2 separate regions of the Homo sapiens genome follow, and region 1 is linked to region 2. The links are chromatin loops, found by intact Hi-C in ENCODE. Cell type or tissue: K562. All regions are shown on one strand.

What was found. Peaks named below come from ENCODE experiments on the same cell type or tissue, not always from the same donor. Only the 100,000 strongest peaks of a DNase experiment are listed, where the experiment ranks them.
Region 1: a loop joins it to region 2, with 2.2 times the contacts of the local background. A loop is called at or near these places in 4 of 110 quality-filtered maps.

The regions. Positions count from the first base shown.
Region 1 is chr2:198,044,387-198,049,386 of GRCh38, reverse strand. All of the region lies in intron 1 of PLCL1 (phospholipase C like 1 (inactive)), which reads right to left. Among named protein-coding and RNA genes, the nearest start is that of PLCL1, 240 kb to the right of the region's middle. In K562, no CTCF peak of the experiment used is centred here; no DNase peak of the experiment used is centred here.
Region 2 is chr2:197,992,071-197,997,070 of GRCh38, reverse strand. All of the region lies in intron 1 of PLCL1 (phospholipase C like 1 (inactive)), which reads right to left. Among named protein-coding and RNA genes, the nearest start is that of PLCL1, 190 kb to the right of the region's middle. In K562, no CTCF peak of the experiment used is centred here; a DNase peak (open chromatin) is centred at 2,150.

The sequences.
Region 1 (5,000 bases), 52 kb before region 2:
AAATCAGGAGGCAATTTTATTTATTTCCTATCTACATCCTACACTCTTCTATAAAAGATTTAGAACAAAGGGTCAAAAGGCTACAGGTGCTGTCTATTATGAGAGAGGATTTATGCTGTTGCATTTTAGTCACTTGATGTTCCTTTCCCTCCAGGAATGTGATTTGTCTTCAGTTGCAACTTGGAGCAGAGCAAAACAATCTCAGTGATTCCCAAACCAGGTAGACCTGTGCACACCACTTGGTCTCCCTATGATTCATTCTATGAGATGTCACTGAGCATTAAACACTCAATCCCATAATGTAACGGAATCACAGAAACTAGGCTGACCCAAGTGGTACCTTAGTTCCCTTATGTTCCATCACTCTCCCACCCTTATCTCCCCTCACCTTTCTTACTACGCAACTAATCTGCTCAACTTGAGGCATAAGCCATTCACTTTGCCCAAGTTCTTCTTCTACACAAACCATGCTCATTGCTGAATATGGTCTGAAAGCTTATGCTCCCCAAAATTCATATGTTGAAACTTAGTCCCCAGTGCAGTGGTAATGGGAGGTGGGGCCGCTAGGAGGTGAATATGGTTAGTGCCTGGTTATTTGTTCCTTCCATATCTCATGTTGAAATATGATCTCCAATGTTGGAGATGGGGCCTAGTGGGAGGTGTCTGGGTCATGGGGACAGATCCCTCATGAATGGCCTGGTGTCCTCCCCATGGTAATGAGTTCACATGAGATCTGATTGTTGAAAAGAGTCTGGGACCTCCCCACTCTCTCTCCTTCTCCCTCTCTGTTGTTCCTTATCTCACCACGTGATGCACCTGCTCTCCCTTCACCTTCTGCATGACTGGAAGTTTCCAGAGGCCTCACCAGAAGCAGATGCTGGTGCCATGCTTCTTTGTACAGCCTGCAGAACTGTGAGCCAGGTCAATCCTCTTTTCCTTATAAATTACCCAGTCTCAGGCATTTTTTACAGCAACATAAAATGGACTAATACAGTGCCCTTATAAAAGGGTCTAAGAGAGCTTGTTTGCCCCTTTGGGCCATGTGAGAACACATAAAAGGTATCATTGATGAGAAACAGGCCCTTACCAGACACCAAACCTGCTGGTGCCTTGATCTTGAACTTCCCATCATCTAGAACTGTAAAGCAATAAATTTCTGTGTTGACTATAATTTACCCAGCCTAACGTATTTTATTATAGTACCCCAACAGGACTGGGAAACTCATTCAAATCCCAGAGTCACCAACTTGCTTCTTTATAAAGGCAGCTTCATACTTTACTCAGAACAGAAACTGAGAGAAAATCCAATATTCTCCATAAAGCTTTTCCCAGTTAGTCCAGGCCACCACATTGACCTCTTTTTTTATTTTTATTTTTTGACTCTATGAAATTTTGTGGTTGGCAATGTGTAACAAAATGGTTCTACTACAGAAGGTTCTTAATCTGCCACCACTCGCATGGAAGAGTTATGCAAGGAGCGTACCTACTTCTGATTTTAACCTCCCTGCCCTCTGATAGTTATTTCAATATAGAGCAGAAACACTCCACTCTTTAAAGCTGGGATCTGCTTTATTATTATGCAAGACACTCAAGATACAAAACCAAATGTAAATGATACAAGTTACCAATGTATCATCTTGTGTTATTTATGTTCACATATAAGTTCACACCAATTTATAATTGCTTCTAGTGCCCCTTCCAAGATCACCCTTTTCCCCAATATATGTTCAACTGTGTGCCATGTTATTTATTCCAGCTTCATTTAGTCCCTGAAGACAGATTTTCAACATGTTTTAATCCTAAGCCTCCCTACCTAGGTCCTATTAAAATTGTGTTCTTCAGAAACAGTTGTGGTGGCATCCCTATATACTGATCATAGAACTACCTGAAATTACTGCATCTTTTGGCTGGGCGTGGTGGCTCATGCCTATATTCCTAGCACTTTGAAAGGCCAAGGTGGGCGGGTCACAAGATCAAGAGATTGAGATCATCCCAGCCAACGTGATGAAACCCCATCTCTAATAAAAATATAAAAGCTAGCTGGGCCTGGTGGCGTGCACCTGTAGTCCCAGCTACTTGGGAGGCTGAGGCGGGAGATTCACTTGAACCTAGGTGGCAGAGGTTGCAGTGAGCCGAGATCGTGCCACTGAACTCCAGCCTGGCGACAGTGTGAGACTCCCTCTCAAAACAAAACACACACACACACACACACACACACACATACACACACATGCATCTCTCCTGGTTCATACTCAAGCAAGCCTAGTACATCATCCTTTCTGACCCCACAATTTCTAGAAAAGCTCTAGATTCCTTTAGAACCCTGGCTAACCTAGATACAACCATATAACTATATGGCACTAAGTTGATGTTCCCATTTCTAGACGAAAACATCAAAACATATCCTACTACATTAGTATGCTAACATTGCAATTTTGAGAACTTTAGAACTCTGACTCTGACCACATTAAAGTGACTTTCAATTCACATATATTTATGATACAGAATATATGAAGGTTTTGGTTTTTTGTTTTGATTTTGTTTTTTAAAGAAAAGGTCTCACTCTGTTGCCCAGGCTGGAGTGCAGGGGCTCAATCACAGCTCACTGCTGCCTTGACTTTCCAAGCTCAGATGATTCTCTCACCTCAGCCTCCCAAGTAGCTGGGGCTACAGGCACACACCACCATACCGGGCTAATTTTTTGTACTTTTTGTAGAGACAGGATTTTACCACGTTGCCCAGGCTGGTCTCGAGCTCCTGAGCTCAAGTGATCCACCTGCCTGGGCCTCCCAAACTGCTGGGATTACAGGTATGAGCCACTGAGCCTGAAAAGGGTTTTTTGATACTATCATACAATTTAGCCCTCGATTATAAAGTGATATATCTTTCTCTGTTTTACTTATTTATGTCTTATCTGAAAAATTTTTCAAAGCAGAAATCACCCGTCTTCTGCGTCGCTCACGCTGGGAGCTGTAGACTGGAGCTGTTCCTATTCGGCCAGGTTTCTTTCTCCTTTAGCATCTTGGTAATTTGATTCCATATTGACATGTTAAACAATAGTATACCATCAGGTTTAAGAAATACAGTACTATAAGGGAAAAGTTTAACTAAACTTAGTTGAAATTTTTTTTCAGTAAAGAGCTAGATACTAATATTTTAGGCTTCGCAGTCTAGATAGCTCCTCTTGCAATTACTTAATTTTGCCACTGTAGCATGAAAGCAGCTATAAACAATACATAAACAAATGATTATGTCTGTGTTCCAGTAAAACTTTATTTACAAAAACAGATGGCAAACTGGACTAGGCCTGCAGGCTATAGTTTGCCAACCTCAAACTTAAACTATGAAAACATCAAAAGGGACAAATACTACCACCCCCCACCAGTCACCCTTTTTATTCAAACTCAACAAGCAGTTTTTGATTGCTCGTTACATTGAAATGAAAAGTGGTAGGATATATGCAATGAAGATCTCTGTCAAATAAAATGGTACATGTGTACCCTGTTAGGGCTCACTTCCAACATCCCTGAGGATTTTATTTCAAAAATAATCACAGCTAAACCTAAAGAGGCAATTGTATGCTATTATTGACAATTTTCAGCCATTTTTGCTTTTCATCTGAGTCCAAATAAATCAATTTCTAAGTAAATGTCTACTCATTAAAAATTAACATATGAATCTGGCAGAGCCATTGATTTCCGGCAGTTGAAATTCATTACTCTAGAATGCATATCCATGAATGTCTTCCTCCTTTCCTCCCATTCCTGGTTACCTCTCAAGTGCTTATATTAAATATAAATTAATGCAAAACAATTATTTCTTTTCATGTCAATTTGGAAATTCTATAAAACAAGATGAACTGACTCATCAAATATTTCCACAGTTAAGATAATAGTGAAAATGCCCTATGTAATAAAATGAGGACAACCTATCTAAATTACAAAGTCTAACTTTCCATCTAAAATAATGCAATATGTTTCATATTATCTACATTCCTATGATTCATAACCCTCATAAAAGTACAATATTAAATGAAACTGAATAAACACTGGGAGATTAAAGCAAATCTGTCTTGAATAATCAGTTGACTCTAATGGACATGTGAGTTCCATTAGGAAACATAATACAAAAAACTATATACAAATGTTAAGAGAAAAATAACTTGACAACAAAAGGACTTATCACCCCAAATTAATTTCTATGTTTTGGGATATAAATAAATGATTCTAATCAAGGTATAAAACTAAAATGTTCTACGCTTAGAGTTAATCCTGAAAAGAATACGGTATAAATCATAATAAAGCTAAAACATTGTTTATCTTCTACAGAATAGTGACATGGGAGACTTTACTCATTGCAACCACATTTTTCTCAGTAAAAAGTTACTGGATGTCACAGATTAGTCAGCCTTTCTATTTCCCACAGAAATAAGCTATCTGCTAATTCCTATGTTATATGCTACCTACTTCTAACACCTTTGCTTGCTGACCTTACAGAGTTTTCAGAAAATGAAACCAGAATTAAAAGTCAATTGACCTATTGAGGTAGGAAACAAAGGTTGTTTAATATGATTCAGTTTAAAAAATAAAGTGCCCCTCCCCTCACCCAAAAATAGGTGAAGAGTGACTATCTCCAGGAAGTTGAGATTAAGAGCAATTTTTATTTTCTTTCTATTTTTCTCCATTTTTCAAAATTTCTACATGATAATGACTCACTTTTAAAAATCAGAAGAAAACAACAGTTTAAAGTCTTACTAAATTAATCATAATTTGCAATGATTATTTGAAACCCCTATGGTTTTGGTTTATGTGTAGTTTTTACATAATAAAATTAGTACTATAACATATACATTAAAATTTGTCCCAACCTACAGAAATTGTTCCTCTCTAAGTTAATACAAACTTGAGCTTCGCAGGATTCCTCCTGAGTTGAGAGCAAAGTTCTTTATATAGTTCAAGTACAGTGTGGAAGTAACACCAGTTAGGAAACCATGCAACACA
Region 2 (5,000 bases):
ACGACACTAAAAATGTTTGACAATTGAGTCTGGTTCAGGTAATAGGACAAAGCACAAGCTATCTCTCTCCTTCCCTCTCCCGCCACCTCACCCTCAACACTTGTCCAAGCAAAACTCATTCAAAATGTGGTGTAGTGAGGACTAGGAGAGCCCTGGTACGCTAATGCCACCCTAATGTCATTAGTGCAGCCTTGACAGCAAGCAATGACCTCCCCTCCTCCATGCAATTTGGGTTGCTTTACTAGTAAATTTAGAGGAGTTAGAAAAACAGGATGTACTACAGCCTGCATTCTGATAACTAGTGATTTGTTCAGCTGATTATTTCTCTGTGAGGGGAGTGTTATTTTTCTTTCTTTTAACTGTATTATGTAAGCCTGAAAAAAGCACGCTCACCAAGGAGATTCTGCAGAAGTATAGCTGCTATGCACATAACTGATCTTCACTGGCTTTTTTTTTTAATTAATAGACTTTATTTTTAGAGCAGTTTTAGGTTTACAGAAAATACAGTGCTCCTACAATATTCACCTCTCCCCACACTGCACAATTTCTCCTATTATTAACCTCTTGCATTCTGGTGGTACATTTGTTACAACTGATAAACCAATATTGATACATTATTATTAACTAAATTCCAAAGTTTACAATAGAGTTTTCTTTGTGTTATGTAGTTCTATGACTTTTGACAACTATATAATGTCATTTATCTACCATATCCTCAGTATCATACAGAATAGTTTCACTACCCTAAAAATGCCCTGTGCTGTTCCTCAGATTTTTCCTTAGCCCTCTCATCTCTCTGTGCATTCTTCAAATGACCTAGTCCACCCCTGTGACTTCCACTACCATGCAGCACCAATGCCTTCCTAACCAGCATTTCTGGCCTGGATCTCTCTTCAAACTCAACAGAATTCATCATCTCCTTCCATCTTTCTTCTCCCTCCTTTCCCTTTCCCTCTTGCCCGTCACCTTGAACAAACCTGCTCTTCCTCCAATGCCCCGTCTCTTCACACAACATGATGTATGCAGCCCCCTCCCTGTCGCTGCAGGCATAAACCTTGCAATCATCCCCACTTCCCAAATACAAAAATGTTTGCAGAGGCACTTGTTTCTCCCCCAAATCACATTTCCTGTGCATAAACTCATGTGACAATTTAACCTTTCAACTCTCATAAGATGACCATTTGTCACTAAGACAGAAAGTTCTTGCTTTCATTTCATAGGAGTTATTGCATCTAGGATAGCAAGCAAAAGACAGAGCCAAACAAAGAAGCAGATACCAGCAGCCAGCTGGGCACACGCCCCCCCATTAAGTGATTTCCTCCTGTACACTGGCCACCCAGGGCATGAATTTAAAATGTATGCCTCCACAAAAGTACCACTGTACCACACCATGAACATGGCTGACGCTGAGATTGTTGACTGCTCAAATGCCAGGGATTCCCTGGTCTTGGCCTTCCCATGCTGTGCTCTCCGCCCAGGGTTGCCTTTCTTCTCCTTGATTATGGAACTATTGCCTCATAAACCCTCAGGACCCACCTTGGGTCACCCCATTAGGCCCCTTTGTGGTATTCTCATTATACCATGTGTCTCCTGTCTGACATGTATATCATGTGGCAGTTTTTATTTACTTGTTGCTTTCCTTTCCATTGGATGGCGATAGCAAGCTCCTGGAGCAGGGGGACTTTGTGTTTCATTTCAGATTCTCCAACACCTGGAACAATGCCTGTGACACATAATATAGCAACTCAACCAATACTTTGAAGGAGTGGAAGAAGAGAAAAGGAGGGAAAGGAAAGAATGAACAGTCTGGTTCTCCAAATGGGTCCATTCCTAGGAGATTCATAGGAAATAACAGAAAAAGCTTTTTACCTAAAATGGTAGCACATGACACTACATTAATAACACAGAGAAGGCTGACATTATAAAACAAAACAGAGCAAAATGATAACACATCTGCACCAGAAAGAACAAAAGTTAGTACCTGTAATTTACTGAAGTCATGGATATGTGCCATATGTTAAGACTGCAGAATTCCACTAAACTCATTTAAAACCCAAAACTTATGGGGCAAGCATTGGAGAAAGGCTTTGAGAAATGACAGCTTAATCACTTAATCCCTTGCTTCTGCATGGAGATGACAGGTTCCTCCTTTCTTCACTGGTTCTCTGATTAGATAAGAAAACTGATGCCTAGGACACGTCTGCTTTGGGGATCACATACATAAGAAAGAAAATGGCTAGAGGTTTATTCTAAACTAAATTCAGAAATTAGGCCTTCACAATTAAAATACATTTAAAAGTATAAACAGTTAGATGTGAAATTATTTATGCCAAGGAAACTACTCTACTGAACTCACCTGAAATTAAACAAGAATGTTTCTAGTGTGAACTTTAATTTAGGCACACCTTACCAAATGTTGAAATATTTTCATTTACCTAATTTAGGTTTTAGCTACTTAAAGCTAAGAGATACTTGGATAAATTTCATGGAATTCATGAGTTATCCTATTTGGCCTGTGTTTCTACATTGGGAAAATGTCAAAGAAAGCATATCTTATATCCCCAAATATGAAGTAATCCCAAATATAAAGCAATCTTTCCCATTTCTGACTCAGATGACTTTCTTAAAAATGTGTTTATATTTACCAAAATATACAAACTTTTAGGGATATGGACTGCATATGATGTTTGTTACAGGATGTTAAAATACAACCAATTCAGCCCCAGTTTCTGCTAAAGTTCCTAGCCCATAGCCAGCATATTTCACAGTGAGGTGTGAAAGGACTGCGTAAAGATTGCAGTTTCCTAGATTTTACCCTTCTCCTCATCTCTACTGAGGGCATAAAAGTCTAGGTAGTTGGAGATTACAGAAGACTATTTGGAGAAAGTTACTGGTGTGCTATGAGTCTCATCTTCCCCGCAAGAAGAATTTGGGGAAGAATTTGTCCCTCACCTCAAGCCTAGAGTAAGGAGCTTCAGTGGAATTTTTAGAGCTCACATGCTTCCTGGTTGTGGTGGAATGGCGACTAACTCACACTCTTGAGAACCCTAAAGGGTAAGTGACTCACTGAAGCAGCCTAGGGCAGCAGAGAAAAGCCTGTGGTTTGAGAAGTAACTGCACTCCCAACAATGGGTAGAAGATCCTGTGGACCAAAGAGGAATTCCACTCATGTGCTGGATATATCTTGTCTACCACTGTAGACCCAGCCTCCACCTGTTACTATCCTGCTCTATGCCCAAGAGACTGACCTTGATGGAAATTATCACAGACTTCCAGCTACATTTGTCCAACAGGAGGCACCTGCAGAAGACAAGAACAAGGAAGGGGAGAGAGAATGGGGTATTTATCCCCCCAGTTTTCTCCCTGCTGGGTTAGCACAGGTTCTAGAGAAGTTGACAGCTTCTGCTGGGCAGTCCTCTCCTGCAGATGTAGCTCTCTCTAGGCTCTCTGTCCTCATGCCTTCTCCTTGTCCCCTCAGGCCCAGGGGTGATAATGACTCTACACTGTTACACAAGGCACTTCAACATCCCTTGTTAGTATCTCAACACTGCCCACACTTCTGAGAATAATCTCTTCACCAAGCTCTCCTCAGTTCCTCCACTGGAGTGTGCCATCTGTATGCTTCCCTGACCCTGATGATGGAGCACACAGGGACCAGCACAGGGTCACCAGAAATCCTACCCAAGAATGCTGATGCTCAACAACAAAAACAAACAATCTAATTAGAAAGCAGGCAAAGGACTTGAATAGACATTTCTCCAAAGAAGATATACAAATGGCCAAAAAGCACATGAAAAAATGCTCAACATCACCAGTCACTAGGGAAATGCAAATCAAAACCGCAATGAGATACAACTTCACACCCATTAGGATTGCTATTATAAAACAAACAAATAAAAACAGAAAAGTACAAGTGTTGGCTAGGGTATGCAGAAATTGGAACCCATGGGAATGTAAAATGGTACCGCCACTATGGAAGACAGTGTGACAGTTCTTCAAAAAATTAAACATGGAATTGTCATACAATCCAGCAATTACACTTCTGGGTATATACCCCAAAAAAGTGAAAACAGGGACTCAAACAGATATTTGCATACCTATGTTCACAGAAGCATTATTAGTAACAGCTAAAAGATGGAAGTAACCCAAGTACCCTTCAAAAGATGAACCAATAAACAAAATGCGGATATTATCCAGCCTCCAAAAACAAGAAAATTTTGAACACATGCTACAACATGAATGAAAACAGCCAGTCACATAAAGACAAATATCATATGATTTATTTTATGTGAGGTTACAGAGTAGTCAGATTCATAGAAACAGAAAGGAGAATGGTGGTTGCCAGGAGCTGGAGGGAGGAGCAAATGGAGGGTTAGTGTTTAATGAGTACAGTTTCAGCGTTCAGTATGGGGAAATGAAAAAGTTCTGAAGATGTGTGGTGTGATGGTTGCACTACACTATAGATACACTTAAAATCACACAATTATAACTTTAAAATACTTGAAATTGCCAGGCATGGTGGCTCATGCATGTAATTTCGACACTTTGGGAGGCTGAGGAGGGGGGTTGGTTGAGCCCAGGAGTTTGAGACCAGCCTGGGCAACATGGCAAAACCCTGTCTCTACAAAAAACACAAAAATTAGTTGGGCATGGTGGTGTGTGTCTGTGGTCCCAGACACCCAGGAGGCTGAAGTGGGAGAATCACCTGAGCGCATGAGGTCAAGGCTGCAGTGAGCCATGATTACTCCACTGCACTCCAGCCTGGGTGACAGAGTGAGACCCTGTCTCAAAAATAAATTAATTTAATTTAATAGTTAAAATGATGAATTTGTAATATATATATTTTGCCACAGTTTTAAAAATGAATGCTGATTGGGAGATATACCTAATGTTAAATGACAAGTTGGTGGGTGCAGCACACCAACATGGCACATGTATACATATGTAACTAACTTGCACATTGTGCACATGTACCCTAAAACTTAAAGTATAATTAAAAA